Linked DNA regions of Mus musculus: regions 1 and 2 are each linked to region 3. The links are chromatin loops, found by intact Hi-C in ENCODE. Cell type or tissue: left cerebral cortex. All regions are shown on one strand. Region 1 overlaps Rgs8 (regulator of G-protein signaling 8). Region 2 overlaps Rgs16 (regulator of G-protein signaling 16). Region 3 has its middle 7.6 kb from the start of Npl.

Region 1 (4,000 bases), 110 kb before region 3:
CATGTACCCTTAGGGAGGCATGGGCCTGCAACCCAAAAATTACTGTTCTCTTTCTCTCGCTAGACCGATGCCCAAGTGACCAGCCTGGAAGAGACCAGGGAGGAGAGGTCAGCACTTGTTCCAAAATAGTCTGATTGGATGCTACTCTGGTTCCCACCTCCCTCCAAGGACACCTGTCCCAGGTGGAAATGAGCCAGGGTTTGAGAAAAGGGGAGCAAGGAGGGGGGTTGAAGGGACTTGGAGGGAAGGCATCAGACACCCTTACCACTGGGCATGCTCCTTGGCAGGGATCCCAGACACAAGCTGAAGAAATGAATATGCAAGTCACTCTAGCTCATAAGGGGGTGGGGGGATTTAGGGGGGAGCCTTCTTGACCTAAGACAGGGAAGATTTGGGAATAGGGGAAGGGGGTATGGAGGCTGAAGGATGATTGGCTTATAGCCTCTCCTTCCCATGGGTGTCACTGACAGTGTTTCAGACCATTATTCCCACAAAAGACAGCTGATAGGAAGAGCTACCTACCTATCCATAAAAGGTTCCCCTGGGGAACCCTGCCACCAAACGTAGAATCCATTTTAAAAGAAACCTAATTTGGATAAATAAGAATCCTGCGTGGCTGCACCATTTAAATGGTTTTGGTGTTACCCTGAGCAGGTCACAAATACTTTTACAAATCACTTTAAGAGTAATTATATCAGTAGCCACATGGAAGGATGACTTTATTAACACTGAAAACAGAAAACAACAACAAAAATCAGGCTTCGTGTAAAGGCTCATCCCCCTGGGTCACGTTCTCTAACGACAGGGGACATTTCCTTAATCATTGTCCTAACTGGGATTGCACCTGCTTTCCAGAAGTGAGGCCATCAAAGCCCTTTACAGCTCTAAGGGTCTCCAGAAAACATGTCTGGGGCACCTACGCCTCATTTCCTCTTGTTTATAAAATATATCCCCAGGGGAGGTGGGGGAAGATCTTGCCAGGGGCCTTCATTTTTCTGTAGCTGAGCAGACCAGAGGTCACAACCCATATACACCACAGGCAAGGTCGTTCAGGGCAGGGGACTACTGGCTCTGTCCCTGCCTGTCTCTCTTCCCTCCCTTTCCTGCTCTCAGCCCACTCTAGCTTGCTGGTGCTATCCAGTTGTCTCCTCTCCAACTCCCCCACACACACACCCCACAACTTCAGCACCTCCCAAGTCACCCCTTAAGTGAGGTCAGCTTTGGACTCACAAATCAGAACCAGCTGGACATTGCCCCAGCTGCTTTGTCTATTCCAGGATCCAGAACCCTCAGGGCTCTTATCCCACTTAGCCCTAGACTGACTTATGAGGGACAGATAAAGAAAGGGTTACCCAAAGCCTGAGAAGTTCAAAGATGGACATGTCACCCACCCACCCCCTTTCCCCCATAGTGCATATATCCTTAGAAGGAGGCACCAAGTCACAAGTGACTGGAGCAGACAGCGTAGAAAAAGATGTCATTCAAGGTGGAGAAGGGGCATAAGAGGGGGAAAAGGCAAAGATTTATAAAGAAGGGAAGAGAAATTAAGCTCAGCAGGGAGAAAGCAATCAGTATGCATGAAGAGGCAGATTAATTAAATATGTATAATGCAACCAGCTTTCCAACATCCCAGAAAAAAAAAAGAAGAAAGGCAGAGCCAATACTTACTGTCGTTGACTGGTCCTCATGGCCTGCAGGTCTTTGCCAGGTAGATGGTCAGAGATGCTTGCTCCTCCGGGTTAAGGAGCTCTAAAGGAAGAGTAGATATTTCTTTTAGCAGTGAAATCCTTGGCAGGTGGAAGGCATGTTTGCAGGGACACCTAAGCTCGCGCATGCACACACATATACATAAGCATGCACGTACAACACACCTCCCACCACTTGAGCCAGGCAGCAAGCGGCCCCAAAAGCTCTTCTCTCTGCTTGTCACATCCAGTAAATACTGAAGCAGCCTACACCCAGCAGGCGGCGGCTCAGCTCCCAGGCACAGTCTGCACGCCCATCCTCATTGGCAGGACACAGGAGATGCCCCCAAGCAGAGCTGACCTGGCATGCATCCTGCGCCTTCCTCCTTTCGGCCTCACTAACCTGCAGCTCCTTTGGCTGCAGCTCAGGGAGAAGTCTCTCTCCCAGCCCACAGCAGCTGCTCTGCCCCCCAGCCAAGAGTAGGTATTAACTCTTTTCAGGCCACCAAGTGGCTGAAAATCCAGGGAAGGGGACTTTCCTAATGAGCTCTGCTGCTGGCTGGAAGGCTGAGAGGCTGGAGGCTGCACTGAGGAGCAGGGAGCAGAAAGATCTTGCCCCAGACAGCTGCTGACAGCAGGAGCCAAGCCGAATCAAATCTCCTAATGAGCCAGGAGGAGGGGGCCTGTCTTGCTGGGTGTGATGTGATGTGATAAATGCAGAGAGGGAGAAAGCTACGGGGCAGGTCGCACATCTAAATTCCACCCCCTTTCTCCCAATTCTATTGCACTGCACTCCCAAGCCAAACCACACGGCCCTGAAATTACCCCTCTCTGCCAAGTCTTGGCTGTCCCCTTACTCTACTGAGGAACCTCTCTCTTAGCCTATTTCCACCCCACCCCACCCACCCCACCCCACCAGGACCAACCACACCATTCCCCACTCCTTAATGAAAAAATTCCACCTCCTCTCCCTCCTGGAACGTGCAGATTTCCAGGAGAACTCCTGCCTCTCACCTGGTTTTTCCTACAGTAGAAACTCACCTCTCTCCCTCATCCATCACCTAGCAACTCCCCCCACTTGCACCCGTGATAGAGTGCGACTTTTCCCTTTGTTCTGCCCGATCTGCTCGTCATCTCTATGTTCCTCGCTTTCCTTTCCTTTTTTTTCCCCAATTTTATTTCCAAACCTCTATACCCACATAGACCTTCACATTGCCTGCCTCTGTTCCAAAAGGAAGATTTTTTTTCCTGTTTGTCCTAGTTCTCCAGAAGTGGTACCCAGACCAGTGGTCTGGGCATCACCTAGGAGCTGTGCTAGACATGCCAGAGCTCAAGCTCCATGCAGAGACCCTTGGTGGCAACCTAGCACACCCAGGGATTCTAATAAAGCCTTCTCTTCCTCCTTACATGCTGAGTCTCTAAGGGTGTCCCCAGGTCTGTTCAGGAACCAGCTCCAAATACACTTGGCCTTCGTGGCAAATCATTTCTCAAAACAGAAGTGAGACTACATTTCCATAGAAAGTAGTGGTTTATCATAAAAGTAATCTATTCTGTTTATTTGACTTACTGTTGTTCATTGCTAGGGATTGAACCAAAGGCCTTAGATATTCCAGGTCCTCTACCTGTCTGTCTTCCTTCCTTCCTTCCTTCCTTCCTTCCTTCCTTCCTTCCTTCCTTCCTTCCTTTCTTTCTTTCTTCCTTTCTTTCTTCCTTTCTTTCTTTCTTCCTTCCTTCCTTCCTTCCTTTCTTTCTTCCTTCCTTCCTTTCTTTCTTTCTTTCTTTCTTCCTTTCTTTCTTTCTTTCTTTCTTTCTTTCTTCCTTTCTTCCTTTCTTCCTTTCTTCCTTTCTTCCTTTCTTCCTTTCTTCCTTTCTTCCTTTCTTTTTTTTTCCAGACAGGATCTCCTTGAATTGTCCAGGCTGACTTTAAACTCGCTCTGTAGCTCAGACAGGCTTTGAAACTGCTATCCCTCTATCTTGGCCCCCTGAATAGCTAGGGTTATAGGCCTTGCCATCACGTCCAGCTTATTTAACCTTTTAAAAATATTTAAAGCAAAACTAGGTTGATGGTACAGCACCCACGAGGCTGAGGCAGTAGGATCAGGAGATCAAGGACAGCCTGAGCCACATCCACCTTTACAACCAAGTATAAAATATTTTCATGTATTGTGAGTCAACAGTGCCATGTGCCTGCTGGTGGGATGGCTCAGCGGTTAAGAGCACTGACTGGTCTTCTAGAGGTCCTGAGTTCAATTCCCAGCAACCACATGGTGGCTCAAAACCATCCGTAATGACTATGGCTGTGAGCAGGAGAAGGG
Region 2 (4,000 bases), 190 kb before region 3:
GTTACTTTTTATTTATTTTTTATGATTTCCAAAGCCCAATTCTAAAAATGATTTGAGGCCACTTATAATACAAAATGTGCCTATAATAAAATCCTAAACTATAAACACATAAAGGATGAGAGACCCAGTAATTAACAGAGGAAGGCATCCATCAGATTCCACCAGAAAACTCAACTCTGGATCAAGGCCAGGGCAGGAAGTATAAGTCCCCCTTGTGAAGAAAACACAGTAATTCTTTAGCTGTCACATCACGTGAGCATGGGGGGAGGGGCACCTGGTACCAGCTGTCTGCTTTGGGGAGGGACAAATGCTGGGACAGATCTGCATGGAGGAGGACAGATCTGTATGACAGGAGAGTCTAAGACAGGAACCATGACTTCCCTTGGACCATCTTGAACCAAAGATCTCTTCTGGGTGGGATTTAAACTTTGAAGGAATAATTTACCAAGGGTAGACAGCAGGCACAGGAGTGAGTGGGAAACCTGGACTGGATACACGGAGAGGAAACAAACGGCCAACGCAAATGTAAGGGCATTTTCCCTCTTCCTCCTGAACCACTTCCCACTGTGGTATCCTCGATCCTTCCTTTGACCAAAAAGAACATCAGACTTCCGGCTCACATCCAGACTCGCACTTAGCTTACCAAACCCTTCTGGGAACTTGGGTAGAAGCCAGTGCTGTAACGTTGTACCAGTAGAAGGTTGACCTTCTCCTATCTGCAATGTGTGAGTGGTCTGGGCTGGCTGCTATGCAGCTCCAGCTGACTGGTATCTCTTTACATTTATTGGAGTGATTCACATAAACGCTCTGGCTTCTATGTCTTTAATGTTATAGGATTCTTACAGGAATTACAGGAATTAACATATGCCGAGTATTTAGAGCAGTATCTGCCGCAGACAAGTGTTTGCTGTTTTTGAGCATGTCACCAAGCCGTCTAACACACACTTTTCACACATTTTCTGTCATCACAAAACCTCTCTGAAGCCAATACTATTTATAGTCACATTTTATAATACAAAGTGAGAGCCTGAGAAATTGAGAAACATACTGATTAGCAACCTGCAGACACCAGATTAAAGTCAGTCGTGTGGCTCTAAATATTGCTCCATGCTTTCTGTGAGCTGTCCTGTGAATGGCTAAAATGAAAATTCTCCCTTAAATGGGTGCTTGATGTAAAAAGAAAAAAAAATTTTTTTAAAGATCCACAGATTCTTGCTTTACTCAAAGTCTAAGTCAGTGCCTGAATCTGTGACTGTGCCAGTTAGTCTCAGCGGTCACCTGATTGCATAGGATATTAGCAAAGAGAAAGGCTCTGGGTGGGTCTCTGAGAGTATTTCCTGCAGGCGTAACTGAAGGGTGAAGCCCCTCCCCTTGAGTGTGCAGCATCTTCCAGGTACTGCCAAGATGTGAGGGGAAAGGCTGCAAGCTTTGCCTGCCTGCCTTTGTCCCCTGAAGGTAACTCTACCCTGTAATATAGCACCTAAGCCCCTTGCATCTCTCACCCTTAGCATCAACTACTTAACTTAGGATCGGATACCTAACTTCGGCCTTCTCTTTCTTCTCCTGGACCAATTTCAAGCATTCTATCTGCCTTGAATTTACACCTCATAGACCCTGGATCCCTGAACAGTCTCTTTAACTAAGACCTTCCAGATTGGAAGATAAATTTTAGCCCTAAAAGAACTAAGGAAATCTTGCCATAACTCCTATAGACACTGACTGTGTTAGGAATTGTGTTAATAATTCCAATTTCATAATTTTGAATGTTCACCAAAAATGAATTAATAAACAACAAATTCTAGCCATGACATAGAATTCCACGGGGAAAAGCAAAGCTTTTGAAACTGAAAGAAATTCAGGCTGGAGAGGGCGGTTCCGCTGTTAAGAATACATCTATTCTAGAGGACCCGAGTTCGGTTCCCAGAACCCACATTGAGCGACTCATGTCCACCTTTCATCCCAGCTTCAGGCGCCTGCGTTCATGGGCACAAAGCCACACACCTGCACACATAATTAAACATAGATAAATAGTCTATAGAAGTCAGACAAACCTAAGACAATACATAGTTATAGCCACAGGAGGGCAGCAGAGCGCAAGGGATCGTCTGGCCTTCCTCGGCCCTCGAAAGCACTGCCCCGGCCTAGGTTTCTTTGGCTGTTGCGTTCTCCGTGACATACTGGCTTAACTGATGCCCACATCTTACATGTTATCATCCAGGGTTCTGGAATGCTCCAAACAGCAGATAAAAATATACAGAAAACTGGGGACAAGAACATGCATAACGCAGGAGTCTTTAGTCTGGCAAAAGGAGGTGATGACCTTTTGTCGCATTAAGGAATCGCCATGTTTTTATGTGTGCAAACATCTCCAGCCGTGGAAAATAGGGATTCGGGGCCTTGTGGCTAGCAAGATGGCTCAGCAGGTAAAGGTGCTTGCTGCCAAGGCTGACCACCTGAAATCAACCCCCAAAACCCAAAAGGTAGAAGCCGAGAACAACTCCAGAAAATTGTCTTCCGCCTTTCACATGCTTAGCGTGGGATGTGTGCGTGTGGAGCAGACACACACACCACAGTGTTTCATTGTACCTGGGCACTCCTGTCTCCCTCCCGTCCCCGGTCATGGGCCTCTCTACCCATCTCACATAGACAAACGCCCCACAGTGTAACAGCTCAGATGGCCTCCGGCACCAGCTGCACCAGCTGCACCAGCTGCACCACACATGCTCTCCCCCGTTTAGGATCCGGTCGAGCTGTTGTCTGGATGGTATGAGGTTAGAGCCTGCCTGTTTGTTCCCATATTTTTGCTTAAGCCCTCAGTGTCTGAACCCCTCCTGCTATCACCTGAGAACCCTGGATCTAGGTGTAGGGTGCAATTCTAAGGGGTCTCTACAACCAAGTACTTGAACTCTGATCACACAGAGGACTTGGGGGAGAACTGAAACCCAACAGCATGTCAGATCTGTGTATAAGCAGATATCTATAACACCACATAATTTCTTTTTTTGTTGTTGTTTTTGTTTGTTTGGTTGGTTGGTTGGTTTTTTGAGACAGGGTTTCTCTGTGTATCCCTGGCTGTCCTGGAACTCACTCTGTAGACCAGGCTGGCCTCAAACTCAGAAATCCACCTGCCTCTGCCTCCCGAGTGCTGGGATTAAAGGTGTGTGCCACCACCGCCTGGCTAAATTTTTTTTTCTTTTGAATCAAGATCTCAGTATGTAATCTAAGGCCATTCTCAAACTCCTAAAAGCTAGGGCTTGCAGGCATTCACTACTATGTGCCTGGGCCAGGCTCTTTTCAGGCAGTGAAATCTCAAAGAGCAGGATTTCAGGACTGATGTGACCCAGAAGGCACCAGGCAGAGGAGAAGCCCGGCTCCTTGTGGACTACCCTGCAAAAGCCTTTCAAACCCAGCTCAACCCTTTCGTGCCTTCAGCCACCCACCCCGTCCTGTATCCCCATCCCACAGAATCACCAGAGCTGTGATACCACAGGCCCTCCATACTCCCCTGGACCCTCATATCATCCATACTGTCCTGGGAAATATTGGGATATTATTTTTGAGTTTTATTTTCAGGTTTTTTTACAAGAATATAACATGCTCAAACAGAAAAACAGTGATCACATACACTGCTGATAAAGGAACCCAGCTCCCTTTGTTAACAATAAATAAATATTAACACAGTGGGGAGTCCCGTGTCCCGTTCCCCCCCCCCCCCAGCCCTCAGTGATTCCCAAGGCTTGCAGAGGTAGAGTCTGGTAGGGAGGAGGCGTGATCAGGCAGCAGCTCCAGCTGAGGCTCTTCAGTACAGGCAAACAAACCACAATAAATAACAATAGCAGCGAGACAATCGGCACAACACAACAGAACACAATATTATACTTAAAAGAGTTCTCTCCCGGAGAAACCTCAAGTGCAGAGGGAAACAACCTAGGTCTCCGTCTCGGTGGCTGGTGCTGGAAGTCCCAACTTGGAAAGTTTGTTCGGTAAGACTCAGAAGTGA
Region 3 (4,000 bases):
TTTGCAAGAAAGAGAAAGGCTCTCCCCTACGTTGGTCTAGGCACAGCCAATACAGCGTGAGCAGTGTGGGTCCGACCCAGACCGCACAGAGAAAACCCAAGACACCCTAGATTGTCTGGTAGTGAAAAAAAAAAAAAAAAAAACCTAGAAGCCCAAGATAAACATCAAAAAGAGACGATTGTGGGTCCTAAATGATGAGAGAGGCTTCAGGTAGGTGTCTCCCTCCTTGAGAACTAGAGGAGCTCAAACAGCCAGTGACGGTTGGACATTGCTTGACTAGGCTGACGTCAGGTAAGCAGATGGCAAAGACCAGAACTAAATTCTGAAAAAAAAAAAAAAAAAAAGATAATCCTTGAGCTGTGCAAAAGAAAATTCTACCTACCTACACAAGAAACACTTCAGCCAGTAGCAAAAGCATACACTCTGCCTCTGGTTCCTTTCCCAGAGAAACAGTGAATCAGGGGTGCTTCGGCAGAGGCCCCGACAGGTGATGGCGATTAACACAACGTGGTACTTCCCCACAGCTGTTTGGATCCCCTGGAACGCTATCCCCACCAAACCTCTCTGTCATTAAAGGGTCGACGCACAGATACCAAGGGCGTCGGGAGTCTCCCCACTCTCAGATCGGCACCCACTTGTTTGCTAATGTGGGATGCTTTGTACATAGCTCCTGGCCCCCAGACGTACCAATGCATACGGAGTTGTATCTCTGCACAGGCATTTTCTCTTCTGCACGGATGGGATGCCTACATGAATACTGTTCTGTGTTTGGCTTTTCCCTGACTTCCTGGTCCACCTATAAATACAGCAAATATTTGAGTTAGACTTTTCTTTCAGAGGAAACACAATTCAGGCTATAGCAAGATGTCTAGCCTGAGAATGGAACACAGGAGGAAGACTCTCAAATATTCTGGGAGCTTGCCACAGGCCCAGATGAACCTGGTCAAAGGGGGCACTGCCCACAGTTCTGAGAGCTGGGATCTGAGTATGCCCACTGGCTACAGGCTGGCAGTGTCCTGAAGGCTTAGGCAAGGAGGTAGAGGGTGAGAGGTGGGGGACCAGCTAAATTCCTTGAAGGGCTGGGAGAGGCCTGCAATCTCTGATCTCTGATCCTGCATAGTTAGCACTCAATTGTTAGCGTGTGTGTGTGTGTGTGTGTGTGTGTGTGTGTGTGTGTGTGTGTGTGTGTGTGAGTGCACCATACTACTTGGAGGTTAGAAGACAACCTGGGGAATTTGGTTCTTTCCTTCCACCCTGTGAGTCCTGGGAATTGATCATCAGATTGGTGGCAGGCTCTTTACCCTAGGAGTCATTCGAGATCATCAATTATCTTCTGCTTCTCAAGAAGTCAGTTCCACTGGCTGTGCTGTCCGGAGTGTTTGGGGGGTTGTTTGTTTGTTTGTTTGTTTGTTTGTTTTTTGAGACAGCATCTCAGCCAGGCATGGTGGTCCAGGTCTTTAATCTCAGCACCTGGGAGGCAAAGGCAGGCAGATTTCTGAATTGAAGAACACCCTGGCCTACAGACAGAGTTCCACTACAGCCAGGGCTACACAGAGAAACCCGGTCTGGGGGGCTGGGGGGTGGGCCGGGGTGAGGGGGTGGGGTGCTTAGAAGAACAGACACCCAGACAGGAAGAGACAGGATCTCATGTCGTCCAGCCTTACCTGGACCTTGATGTCTGTGTCCTCCTGATCTTCCTACCTACAGCTCACAAGACCTGGGGCTACAGGTGTGTGTCACCACACCTAACACAGCTTCCATCTACTGCATTTTTACTTGGGGTGTCCTGGAGGTCCTGCCGGTGGCTTAATACACACTAGGATGCCATTTTACAGCTGAGCTATACCCTCAGCCCTTATGCTCAAAACCCAGAGAACCAGTGGTCTGGAGGAAATGTGTTGTGTTATTGTGCACATATGGGTGTTATGCCTGCATGAATGCCTGTGCACCAGGTACATGCCTGGTGCCTGCAGGGGACAGAAGATGATGCAGAATCCCTTAGGAGCTGGAGTTACAAATCACCGTAAACTGCCCTACAGGTGCTGGTATTGAACCTGAGGCCTCTGGAAGAGCCAGAGTTGTAACCACTGAGCCATCTCTCCAGGTCGAATCTTTTCATTGATTGCTAAAGTTCCAAGAAACTTGCAGTTCAGAAAGGAAGGGAGGGAAGGAGAAAGGGAGAGAGGGAGGAAGGGAGAAAGGGGGGAAGCAATTTCTGCTAGTAGACTGCCATCTAGTGGTAGGCTTCTGCCATACAGTGTTGATAATTGCCCATGCGCCTTGGGATACTTTTCCAAGCAGTGTCAAGTAGACTATAATTGGTTCACACACTGGCTAGGACATGCTGAGCATTCTTCAAAAGAGACTTTTGCCTCTGTGTTTACTTAAATATTATAAAAGAAACTCCTCCAGTCAAAATTAGTATTGCTTTCTCTTCTGCTAACAACCAATTGTATGTTCGTCCTCTCCCATGCTGATAATCAAATTAGGCCTACATTTCCAAAAGTTTTCCCAACCACAAGATTATCTCAAAGCAATGTATGTGACCAGTTTTCGCAGATGTCAAAAGGTTAGGCCAGGCATAATGGCACATGCCTTTAATCCCAGCACTCAGGAGACAGAGGCAGGCGGATTTCTGAGTTCGAGGCCAGCCTGGTCTACGGAGTGAGTTCCAGGACAGCCAGGGCTATACAGAGAAACCCTGTCTCAAAAAAAAACTAAAAAAAAAAAAAAAAAAAAGAAAAGTGTGAATATCACAGGTCATCAGTGAGGCAATGGCCTCCAGATTCAATCCACGCTAGGATTCTCCCTTTTGCTCTGAAAGAGCACACCAGGCCTCCGAGTCCTCCAAAGCTGTAAATTTTCCCACTTGGCCACCTGTTGTGGTGAAATAGCTGCTACAGGGAGTCAATCTTCTCCCACTAAGCTGACTGTTGTTCTGGGACCACAGGACTGCCACATGAGCTGTTAGTCATGTCTGTTCTGCATTCCATACCAATTCAACCATGTGTGGAGGGTAGGGACTCGTGTGTCCCGCAGAACAGGAGAGACCAAACACACTGAGCTGTGATCAGAAGAGGTATTGGCTGTTAGGGTAGGGAGGCAGCCCCTGAAGGGGAAAGGTCTGAAATAAGAGCCCTCTTACATCAGAAGGGATGGAATATCCTGGGTGCATGGAAAACCCCAGTCTTGGCAAGAATTTGGGATCTCTGGGGAATTAAAGAAAGACCAGCAGACTAGGAGCTAATTCTACTTAATAAAGATGGCACAGTATTTACAAGGCAGAAGAAGCAAGGGGGTTCAAGAGATGGCTCATCCATTTAGAGCACTTGATGCTCTTAAAGAGGACTGGGGTTTGGTGGTTCACAATCATCTGTCACGCCAGTTCCAAGAGCTCTGTGGATCAGTGAGATGGCTCAGCGTGATGATCTTAGTACTATCCCCAGAACCTCCACAAGTTGTCCTCTGACCTCTGACCTCCCTACTCACATTCATAAAGCACACACACACACACACACACACACGCGCTCTCGAGAATAATAATAATGATGATGATGACAATGATAAAGTTTATTTAATAATGAAAAAAGAATGCCAGGTGTAGTGATCGCCTTTAATTCTGGTACTCAGGAAGCAGAGGCAGGTGGATCTCTGAGAGTTTGAGGTCAACCTGGTCCACATAGTAAATTCCAGGACATCCAGAGCTACATAATTGAGAGACCCTGTCTAAACTAAAGATGATTCTGGAGCAATGTGGGGAAGAAATCTGCAGGGCAGGGCACGGTGATGCTTATCTTTAATCCCATGCTGAGGGGGATGGGGCATAGGCATAGTCTGTGAGTTAGGGACTAGCCTGGTCTACACGTGAGTTAAGGCCACACAGTAAGACCCTGTCTCAAAATAAACAAACAGATTTATTTTGAACTTTGTATGGTAGCACACTCCTTTAATACCAGCAGAAGCAGACAAGCAAGCAGATCTCTGTGAGTTCAAGGCCACC

Evidence for each region. Hi-C counts contacts between places; a loop is a spot of excess contacts. Peaks named below come from ENCODE experiments on the same cell type or tissue, not always from the same donor. Only the 100,000 strongest peaks of a DNase experiment are listed, where the experiment ranks them.
Region 1: it touches region 3 in a loop (2.8-fold over the local background); 7 of 42 quality-filtered maps call a loop at or near these places.
Region 2: it touches region 3 in a loop (5-fold over the local background); 41 of 42 quality-filtered maps call a loop at or near these places.

Annotation. Positions count from the first base shown.
Region 1 is chr1:153,663,585-153,667,584 of GRCm38, reverse strand. Rgs8 (regulator of G-protein signaling 8) reads right to left here. Exons shown (of 7, transcript NM_026380.3): 2 at 1,669-1,749. Among named protein-coding and RNA genes, the nearest start is that of Rgs8, 13 kb to the right of the region's middle. In left cerebral cortex, a CTCF peak has its summit at 1,971; DNase peaks (open chromatin) are centred at 1,941 and 2,316; H3K4me3 peaks cover 1,616 bases; H3K27ac peaks cover 1,750 bases.
Region 2 is chr1:153,745,009-153,749,008 of GRCm38, reverse strand. It overlaps Rgs16 (regulator of G-protein signaling 16), which reads right to left. Exons shown (of 5, transcript NM_011267.3): 5 at 3,541-4,000. Among named protein-coding and RNA genes, the nearest start is that of Rnasel, 2.4 kb to the left of the region's middle. In left cerebral cortex, a CTCF peak has its summit at 2,073 (motif pointing right); DNase peaks (open chromatin) are centred at 255 and 2,083.
Region 3 is chr1:153,555,347-153,559,346 of GRCm38, reverse strand. No RefSeq gene overlaps it. Among named protein-coding and RNA genes, the nearest start is that of Npl, 7.6 kb to the right of the region's middle. In left cerebral cortex, a CTCF peak has its summit at 2,249 (motif pointing left); a DNase peak (open chromatin) is centred at 2,246.